Linked DNA regions of Homo sapiens: region 2 is linked to region 1. Evidence: read pairs that join two places in POLR2A ChIA-PET (ENCODE). Cell type or tissue: A673. All regions are shown on one strand. Links, peaks and the distances in the headings refer to the core of each region. The heading gives the core; the rest is flanking DNA. Region 1 overlaps PTPRS (protein tyrosine phosphatase receptor type S). Region 2 has its middle 38 kb from the start of ZNRF4.

Region 1 (5,372 bases), core at 279-5,278:
CAGCCTCCCGAGTAGCTGGGATCACAGGCGTGCGCCACCACGCCTGGCTAATTTTTGTATTTTTAGTAGAGACGGGGTTTCACCATGTTGGCCAGGCTGGTCTCATGCTCCTGACCTCAAGTGATACGCTGGCCTCGGCCTCCCAAAGTGCTGGGATTACAGGCATGAACTACCACACCTGGCCCAGGGTGATTTTTTTTTTGTATGTGAAAATGATATTCTGTTCGAATCATGGCTGTTCCTCACATGACTTGTAACTACTGAGCACACGCAGCCCAGGCCTCTTCTCGCCTGTGGTAGGATCTTCCGTGGCAAGGCTGTGCCTTGGGCGTTTATCACCCAATTCCCTGTGGACACTTCGGTTGCCTCCATTTTTTCCCAACCTCACCCAATGCCATGGTGAATCTCCATGCTGACATCTCCCAGGTCCCCTTGGGGAAGCATTTTTGTCTCTCACTGGTGTCCAGTGAAGGGCAGCTGGGGTGGAAGGTCGGGTTACAGCTTGTTCTAAACAAGCAGGTTCCCCTCCTACACAGTCGGAAATGAGTAGGTCCTAATAGTCCCCGAGGAGACAATTGGCTATTATCTTCCGAAGTTAAGTTTATACATTCCCTTTAGGCCTGATAACACCACCTCTAGAAATCTACCCGGCAGACACTTTCCCGTGAAATGACACGTGGAGAAAGTACTCACGGCAAAAGGCTTGAAGCAACCTGAATGTCTATCGATAGGAGATTGGTTAAGTAAAGAACAGTACAAGGGGGCCAGGCACAGTGGCTCACGCCTGCAATCCCAGCACTTTGGGAGGCTGAGGCAGGAAGATCACCTGAGGTCAAGAATTCGAGACCAGCCTGGCCAACATGGCAAAACTCTGTCTCTACTAAAAATACAAAAAAAATTAGCCAGGTGTGGTGGCCGGCACCTGTAATCCCAGCAACTCGGGATGCTGAGGCAGGAGAATTGCTTGAACTCAGGAGGCAGAGGCTATAGTGAGCTGAGATCATGCCATTGCACTCTAGCCTGGCCAATAAAAGCGAAACTCCATTTCAAAAATATAAATACATAAATGAATGAATGAATAAATAAATAAAAATAACAGTACAAGAGGTCAAATAATGATCGAAGAGATTAGTATCTTAGTGTTATGAGATCAGTATCTCTTAGTGTTATGAGATCAGTATCACAGCTGTGAAAAGGAATGAGAATACCAGATGTACAATTATAAAATTACTTTTAAGATACTATATTTTTAAGTGGGGGGGAAGAAAACAAGGTACAGAACAGCATGTAGAAGATGCTGCCATTTGGTTAAACAAGGGAATATAAATCCAGCCGCCTACTAAATGTTCACAGAAGATTTCTAGATAAACTGCGCTCTTCAAAACCGTAGCCACGAGCCGTATGTGGCTGTTTAAATTTAAACGGAATAAAATGGAATAAAATTTAAAATTCAGTTCCTCGGTTGCACTGGACACATTTCAAACGCTCAATAGCCACATTCGGCTCAGGGCGACTGTACCACGGTGCGTAGACGGAGACCATTTTTATCATCGCCATATCGGGGGCCAAATCCGGCCCACCGTTTGTTTTTATAAATAAAGCTTTATTGGCACATAGCCACGCCCACCAGTTTACGTGTTTGTCTATGGCTGCTTTCACGCTCCAATGGCGGGGTTGAGTAGTAGACAGAGATCATCCGGCCGGCAAAGCTGGAAAGATTTACAAGGTGGTCCTTTATGGAAAAACTCTACTGACCCTGTTCTGGGAAGAGACTGCTACTGGGGAAAGAGAGAGGGGAGAGGATCTGGAGATTCTCCACCATGCATTTTTCTCTGCATCCTCAATTGTATCCCATGTGTACGCATTCTCTGGCCAGAACAACATATTAAAAATAAAAGACGTGGTGTCACAGAGATGCCGATTTCTTCTCCTGCCAGCCACGCCCGGAGGGCCTGGTTCCCCTCGACGCTGCCACCCTGGATAATACCACACTTCAAACAGTTTTGCTAAATGGATGGGTGAGAAATGATATCTTGTTTTAATTTGCATCTCCTGGGCAGGAGATGGGAACTCTTTAACTATAGATAAATGCCCGTCTAATCATCCATCGTCCCCCCAGACTCCTTAAGGGCAAGGATTGTCTGCATCAGTCACTATAGTGTCCCCAGTCCCAGCATGGGGCCAAGCAAACAGCTGAAGCCCAGTACATCCACACGGAAGAGAGGGAATCAGGCCCAGGGCAGCAGCCACAGTGCAAGGCCTGGGCTAGTTGTGGCTGGTGGTGAGCATCGAGTGCCAAGCCAAGCTTCACCGACGCAGTCACAGGGGCAGACTCCATGCGGCAGAGGTGGCTGCCAGCCCCTCGGGGAACCTGCAGACTCACGTTCAGCAGTGGGGGAAGAGAGCAGGGTGGGCAGGGACCTGGCAGCCTTGGGGGTAGGGGAACTGTGGGCTCCAGGCGGGGAGAGAGATTATATATTCATCAGAATCTTAAACAAAAGCCCCGCAGCCGCCTGTCAGCCAGGCTATGGCTTTTATGGTAATCAGCAATGAATTACCCACAATGCCTGGCCAAGCGCAAGTGGTTCTTGGCCCGGATCCTAAACTAATTTTTGTATGTTCGTGTGTATATAATTTTGCTCGCTCCCTCCCGTTCCTCTCCCTTCATTACCAGGAGCACGGGTGGGGTACGGGGCAGGGAGGCAAAAGGAACCCTGGGTGTAGAAGTGGAGGATGCTCACCAAGACCCCCTGGCCCTACAGCCTGCCTGGCACTAGGCCCTGGGCTCAGAGTGTGTGGAGGTGGGAGGTGAGTGCCAAGTGGGAACTGAGGGGAGCCTGGAAACCACCAAAAACTGGAGCTGGCAGCTCCGGGGGTGGAGAGAGAAGGGAGGAAGGGGGGGTTGGCTGGCTCTGGTGGTGAGCAGAGTGTGCAGGCCCCTTAGTGGGGTTGAGCCTGTGCCACGTGCTGTGTGGCCTTGGGCAAGTGCCTTAACCTCTCTGGGCTTCAGCCCCCTGGTCTGCAAATTAGACCTCCCTTCCTGTCCTAACCTCTAGCCCCATCCAGCCCCAAGTGTGTAGCCCACAGCCCCTCCCAGGGCCCTGTCTATGCAGGCCACTCTCTAAGTGCTTGACGCATATTAACTCGTTTTGTTGTGCCAGTTATTTATCTCAGATGGGGAAACTGAGGCTGAGGATAGGATGTGCCTTGTCCAGAGCCAATGGCTTGCTTGTAGCACCTGAAAACCCGCTATGGGCTAAGTCAGGAGCTGCCAACTCCATGTCTCCAGGGAGAACCAGCCCACCACTTCCTGGGAACCTCCGCAGGCGTCCTGCTAATGGGGGCGTTTCCATGCCTGCCTCTCTCACCATCTTCGCCACCTCAGCTCATCTTCTCCGTCTTTACCGATGTTCAGGACAGAGGCCTGGGAGTCGTTCTTGACTCATCTCAACCCTACCCTGCAGCCAACCACTTGGAGAAGCCAGCCAACCCTTCTGCAAAATCCTTCTAGAATACAACCCCTCCTCTGCCCCTGCCTGGTCCACCCCCATCATCCCTGGCCTGGATCTGTGCCGTCCCCTCTGCTCTGGTCCCCCAGCGTCTGCACTCATCCCCCACAGTCTGTCCTTTCTGCAACAGCCAGGGGTCGCCTGTGAACACGTCGGTCAGGGCTGGTTCCTCCTTTGCCCATAGCCCTCCCTGGCTCCCACCTCCCTCAGAGTAAACGCCCAAGTCCTCCTGGTGCCCCACAAGGGCCTGCACAACCTGCTCTGTCCTCTCCCTGCTCTCCCCTCCCCTCCTCCCCCTCCTCACTCTGCTCCAGCCACACAGGCCTCCTCGCTGTTCCTCCAACATGCCAGGTGCGGTCCTGCCTCAGGGCCTTTGCACGGGCTGTGCCCTCTGCCTGGAACACCCTCCCCTCAGATGTCAGCAAACATCATTCTCTTATTCCTGTTGGTCTTACTGAAATGTCACCTCTTCTGTGAGGCCTGTCTTGATTCTGTAGCTAAAACAGCCCCTCCCTGCCACCAACCAATTCCTCTAGCTTTTTTCTTTTCTTTTTTTTTTTTTTTTTGAGATGGAGTCTTACTCTATCACCCAGGCTGGACTGCAGTGGCGCAATCTCGGCTCACTACAACCTCCGCTTCCCCCGTTCAAGCAATTCTCCTGCCTCAGCCTACCGAGTAGCTGGGATTACAGGCGCCCACCACCATACCCAGCTAATTTTTGTATTTTTAGTAGAGACAGGGTTTCACCATGTTGGCCAGGCTGGTTTCAAACTCCTGACCTCAAGTGATCTGCCCACCTCGGCCTCCCAAAGTGCTAAAATTGCAGGCATGAGCCACTGCGCCTGGCCAACTTTATTTTTCTTAAAGGCATGGCATACAGTCAATCCTTAACACATATTTAATCTATTGGCTTTATGGCTTTTGTTTTTTGGGTGTTTCTTGTTTTTGTTTTTTGAGGCAGGGTCTCACTCTGTCACCCAGGCTGGAGTGCAGTGACGCAATCTCAGCTCACTGCAGCCTTGAACTCCTCAGCTCAAGTGATCCTCCCACCTCAGCCTCCTGAGTAGCTGGGACTATAGGCTTGTACCACCACACCCGGCTAATTTTTGTATTTTTATTTATTATTATTATTATGAAACCAAGTCTCACTTTGTCTCCAGACTGGCGTGCAGTGGCGTGATCTCACTGCAACCTCTGCCTCCCTGGTTCAAGCGATTCCCCTGCCTCAGCCTCCCGAGTAGCTGGGACTATAGGTGCATGCCACCACGCCCAGCTAATTTTTTTTATTTAAGTAGAGACGGGGTTTTACCCTGTTGGCCAGGATGGTCTCGATCTCCTGACCTCGTGATCCACCTGACTCGGCCTCCCGAAGTGCTGGGATTACAGGCATGAGCCACTGTGCCCAGCCTTTTGTATTTTTAGTAGAGATGAGATTTCACCATGTTGGCCAGGCTGGTCTCGAACTCCTGACCTCAGGCGATCTGCCCGTCTTGGCCTCCTAAAGTGCTGGGATTATAGGCTGAGCCACTGCGCCCGGCCCCTATTTGTTCATTGTCCTTCTGATGCATTCCACGAGGGAAGGGTTTTTCCCTCTGTCTTCTCCGTCACTCTGTTCCCAACACCTGACCCTGTGAGGATCAGGGCCTGGTATATAGGAGGTGCTCAATAAGTATCCAGTGATGGAGCTCTAGGCCCCCAGCAGGGTCCTGGGCCCAGAAAGGACACGACGGTTGTTTTCTGAACACACAGAAGCTTTCCTTGGGGTCTGAAGGAAAATTTTAGACCTGAAACCATCCCCTGGGTGGAGGCTGGGGGTGGGGATATAAGTATCTTGGGAGCAGCCAAGGAAAGAAAAAGAACATT
Region 2 (5,372 bases), core at 280-5,279, 110 kb after region 1:
ATACCTTTATAGTTATTTTATTTTGTTTTATTTAATTTTATTTTGAGATGGAGTCTCACTCTGTTGTCCAGGCTGGAGTGCAGTGGCACAATCTGGGGTCACTGAAACCTCCTCCTTCCAGCTTCACACAATTCTCCTGCCTCAGCCTCCCAAGTAGCTGGGATTACAGGCACCTGCCACCACGTCCAGCTTATTTTTGTATTTTTAGAAGAGACAGGGTTTCGCCATGTCATCCATGCTGCTCTTGAGCTCCTGGGCTCAAGCGATCCTCCCACCTCTGCGTCCCAAAGTGCTGGGATTACAGGTGGGAGCCACCCCGCCTGGCCTCTTTTTGTCATTTTAAAATGTACAATTAAGTTATTATTGACTGGCTGGGCACGGTGGCTCAAGCGTGTAATCCCAACACTTTGGGAAGCTGAGGTGGGAGGATCACTTGAGCCCAGGAGTTCAAGACCAGCCTGGATGACATGGCAAAACCCCTTCTCTACCAAAATAACTACAAAAATTAGCCAGGTTTGGTGGTGCATGCCTGTAGTCTCAGCTACTCGGGAGGCTGAGGTGGAAGGATCACTTGAGCCTGGGAGACAGAGGTTGCAATGAATGGAGATCACGCCACTGCATTCCAGCCTGGACAACAGAGTGAGATCCTGTCTCAAAAAAATACATATATTATTGACTATAGTCCCCGCGTTGTGCTATCTTACTAGGTCTCTTACTCATTCATCCTTTTTTTCTTTTTTGGACCTATGAACCATCCGTTGGACCTCACCACTCCACTCCTCTATAACCTTTGAAGACTGGCTCTTGTCATTTCAGCACAGCTCCCGTGAGAGCCAACCTAAGTTGCTGCGTTTCTCAATAGTTCCTTCCTGTTCATTGCTAAGTAGAATTCCACGGTCTGGATGGAGCACAATTTGTTTAACCGTTCACCTGTTGAGGGCCATTTAGGTTGCTTCCAGCATTTGGCCATTTTAGAAGGAAGCTGCTCTGAACATTCACTTCTGGGTTTTTTTGTTTGTTTTTTGTTTTTTGAGACAGAGTCTCCCTCTGTCACCCAGGCTGGAGTGCAGTGATGTGATCTCAGCTCACTGCAACCTCCGCCTCCCAGGTTCAAGCAATCCTCTGCCTCAGAGTCTGGAGTAGCTAGGACTACAGGTGCCCGCCACCACGCCCAGCTAATTTTTGTATTTTTAGTAGAGACGGGGTTTCATCATGTTGGCCAGGCTGGTCTCGAACTCCTGACCTCAAGTGATCTGTCCGCCTCGGCTTCCCAAAGTGCTGGGATTACAGGCGTGAGCCACTGCTCCTGGCCCCACTTCTGGGTTTTTATATGAACATAAGTTTTCATTTCCCTGGGATATAAATGCCCAAGAATGTAATTCCAGGGTCATATGGTAAGTGCATGGTTTGTTTTGTACAACAAAACAAAACACAGTACAGCAAACAGAACAAAACGAAATCCTGCCACACTCTTTTTCCACAGTGGCTATACCATTTCACATCTCTGCCAGCAACATAGGACTGAGTGATCTATTTGGTCTTCATCCTTGCCAGCATTTGATGTGATCAACTTTTTTTTTTTTAATTTAGCCATTTTGATGGGTATGTAGTGATACCTCATTGTGGTTTGGATTTGCAGGTCCCTGGTGGCTAATAACTTTGAACATTCTTTCATGTACCCATTTGCCATCTGTATCTCCTCTTCAGTGAAATGTCAGTTTCCGTCTATGTCCATATTTTAATTGGGTTGTTTGTTGGTTTTTGTTTTTTTTTTCTGGAGATGGAGTCTCGCTCTGTTGCCCAGACTGGAGTGCAGTGGTGCTATCTCAGCTCACTGCAACCTCTGCCTCCCAGGTTCAAGCAATTCTCCTGACCTTAAGTGATCCGCCTGCCTCAGGCTCCCAAAGTGCTGGGATTACAGGCGTGAGCCACTGTGCCCAGCCTAGACCTCTTTATATATTCTAGATACAAATTCTGTGTTGGCTATGTGATTTGCAAGTAGACTCTTCCAAACCATAGCTTGTCTTTTCACCCTCTCTAACGGTATAGTCTTTTGCATAGAGCAGAAATCATTAATTTGGATGAAGTCCAATTCATCAGTTTCTTCCTTTATGGCTCATTCTTGGGTGTCATCCCTAAGAACTCTTTGCTTAACCTCATGTCTTAAAGATTTTATTTTGTTTTGTTTTAAGGAGCAGAGAGTTCAATAGGCAAGAAGGAAGAGGAAAGAAGGAAGCAGCTCCCTATAGAGACACAGCAGGAGGGGAGGCTCCAAAGCCAAGAGAGGAGACCCTATTGAAGATTTTTTTCTCATGTTTTCTTCTACATTTTACATGTAGACCTGTGTGATCCCTTTTTTTTTTTTTTTTTTTTTTTTTTTTTGAGACCGAGTCTCGCTCTGTCTCCCAGGCTGGAGTGCGGTGGTGTGATCTCAGCTCACTGCAACCTCCGCCTCCCGGGTTCAAGCGATTTTCCTGCCTCAGCCTCCTGAGTAGCTGGGATTACAGGCATGCATCACCACGCCTGGCTAATTTTTGTACTTTTAGTAGAGATGGGTTTTCACCATGCTGGCCAGGCTGGTCTTGAATTCCTGACCTCAAGTGATTCACCCACCTCGGCCTCCCGAAGTGCTGGGATTACAGGCCTGAGCCACCGTGCCTGGCCCCTGTGATCCGTTTTGAATTCCATTCTGAATGTAAAAAATAGCAGAAGCGGGTTTGATTCGGGGGACCCTAGGGAGCCAATGAGGGTTCTTGAGTGAGAGAAGATACAGTTGGCAAGAAGAATCAGGTGAGTAGACTCAAGTAGCCCATGACAGCCTCGCTCTCAGCCTCAGTCTCCCCCCACCGGCAAACTAACGAGACCAGAAGATCTCTAAAGTCCGCTGTCATCAAATGAGGCCACCTCCCTGGACGTTTGTCCCCATATTCCCTGCGCCTCTGGAGCAGACTCAGGTCAAACCCCAGCGCCTGCACAACGTGTGTGAGCCTCTGTGTCCCAGTGCTTTGATCTTAAGAGTGACTCAGTGGGACAGCGCCGAGAGCTCACTCGACCCCAAAAAACTGTGGCTCTTTTTTCTCTCAGACGGCAAAATCAGGTCATATTTCAATTCCAGTCATTCTCCTTCATATATAAAATGTGCCAAGAACCACTTTCCCGAAAATCTAAATTGAAAGTAAATAGCACGGGGGACAATTCTCGGTGATAAAACTGCGGATTCTGGAGCTTCTTGGGATAATATTTATTCTCCCTTCTTGCTAATGGCTCCAGCTGCCTCCCCAGGTTATTAAAGTAATGCGTTTGCTTAACCTGACTGGGGCCGCATCCCACCCTGGGCTGATTGGGCCCCGCGTGAAGCCCCCCGCCACCCCCCTCCACCGGACAATTATATTAACGGCTGCTGGTTTGCAATTACTATAAATCAGAAAGCGCGTCGGCCTGGGTTTGTTTTTCTTTATTGAAAATGTTTAAACCTCATGCATTGCAAATATCACCGCCTCAGACCGGGATTTAACTCTTTCCTTGAGACTTGGAGGTACAGCTCTGGAGGGCTTTGCTGGGGATAGTGCTAGGATAATCCCTGCTTTCTGAGATGAGGAAATTGAGGCTCAGAGAAGGAATGCCATTTGCCTGGGGTCACACAGCTGGTGGGTCACTGCACTGAAACGGCACTGAGTTTTTTGTTTGTTTTTTTCATGCCTGATGAAGTTACATTCTTTGTGGCAAATATTTAAAAATGTTGAGATCTGTTATCTCAGCAAAAACCACCCCCAGTTCTGCGGGGGTGGGTGGGTGTGTGGGTGGGATATATCCTTCCAGAGATTTTTTTTTCTATGCATATATATTCTGGCATGCACCAAATGAATGCAGGTTTAATGAATTATGCCTTCCATAAGCACCGAGGTGTTTATTGAGCACCTACTGTGTGCTGGGTGCTGTTTTATGTGCTGGGGATACAGGAAGCAAAACAGGCTTATCTGCCGGTAGTTTCAAGCATAGGGGACAGCCAGGGCAAGGACCCTGAGGCTGGCTCTTGCCTGGCACACAAAGGGGCGAATAAGCACAGGCGTGGAGAGTGCAAGGGGCAAAGGCAGGGAGGGTGAAAAGAGCATTCCGTGTGGAATCAGAGGGAGAGGAGAGGGCTTCATGGAGCTCTCCAAGGTAGAGTGCTGAGGTTTGCTGAGGATGTGGGTGGGAGGAAGAGGAGGCAGGGAGACCCCAAGATTCCCTCTGAGCAGCTACAAGGGCTGACCTCAGCTGAGATGGGGAGATGCAAGAAGAGCAGTTTAGGGGGTCCGGTGCAGCCCGACATGGCTGTGTTGAGTGTGAAATGCCCATCAAGGCCAAGTTTGGAGCTGGCGGAGGCCCAGACTGGAGACAGGACTGTGGGTATCAGTGGGTGTAGATGGGTTTAGAGCCCCGAGAGTTAATGAGGCCGACCTGGAAGGGTGTGGATAGAGGAGCAAAGAGGCCTGAGAACCCAGCCCTTGACCAGCAATGGACAGAGAGAGGGACAGAAGAGGGACCCAGAGAGGTAGAAGGAAAGGCCAGTGTTTCCAGGAGGGGCGGGGCACCAGCCGGTCAGACGCCGTCCAGAGGGACGAGGAATAGGATGGGGCGGGTCAACGCTGACTTCTGTCAGAGGCGTTTGAACCAGGACAACTCCATCTTGGATAGGGACTGGGTAAAATAAGGCTGAGACCTACTGGGCTGCATTCCCAGACAGTTAGGCATTCTAAGTCACAGGACGAGATAGCAGGTCGGCACAAGGTACAGGTCATAAAGACCTTGCTGATAAAACAGCTTGCAGTAAAGAAGCCGGCTAAAACCCACCAAAACCAAGATGGCGACAAGAGTGACCTCTGGTCTTCCTCACTGCTACACTCCCATCAGCACCATGACAGTTTACAGATGCCACGGCAACGCCAGAAATTTACCCTCTATGGTCTAAAAAGGCGAGGCATGAATAATCCACCCCTTGTTTAGCATATCATCAAGAAAGAACCATAAAAATGGGCAACCAGCAGCCCTCAGGGCTGCTCTGACTATGGAGTAGCCATTCTTTTATTCCTTTACTTTCTTAATAAACTTGCTTTCACTTTATGGATTCACCTTGAATTCTTTCTTGTGCGAGATCCAAGAACCCTCCCTTGGGACCTGGATCAGGACCCCTTCGGGTAACACTTTGACAAGGGCAGCTTCAGTGGCGGAAGGTGTGAGAGGCCAGGCTGATGGGTGGAGAAGGCTCAGGAGAAAGAAAGAGAACAGAAGTGCAGACAGTGAGTGTAGACAACTCAATCTCCAGGAGTTTGGCCATAAAAAGAGGCAAGGAGGTCGGGCGTGGTGGCTCACACCTGTAATCTCAGCACTTT

What was found. ChIA-PET counts read pairs that join two places held together with the same protein. Peaks named below come from ENCODE experiments on the same cell type or tissue, not always from the same donor. Only the 100,000 strongest peaks of a DNase experiment are listed, where the experiment ranks them.
Region 2: POLR2A ChIA-PET joins it to region 1 with 15 read pairs; 5 of 35 experiments call an interaction of 5 or more read pairs at or near these places.

Annotation. Positions count from the first base shown.
Region 1 is chr19:5,306,261-5,311,632 of GRCh38, forward strand. All of the region lies in intron 1 of PTPRS (protein tyrosine phosphatase receptor type S), which reads right to left. Among named protein-coding and RNA genes, the nearest start is that of PTPRS, 32 kb to the right of the region's middle. In A673, for the core only: no CTCF peak of the experiment used is centred there; DNase peaks (open chromatin) are centred at 2,561 and 2,921; H3K4me3 peaks cover 458 bases; H3K27ac peaks cover 2,174 bases.
Region 2 is chr19:5,414,721-5,420,092 of GRCh38, forward strand. No RefSeq gene overlaps it. Among named protein-coding and RNA genes, the nearest start is that of ZNRF4, 38 kb to the right of the region's middle. In A673, for the core only: no CTCF peak of the experiment used is centred there; a DNase peak (open chromatin) is centred at 2,251; H3K4me3 peaks cover 937 bases.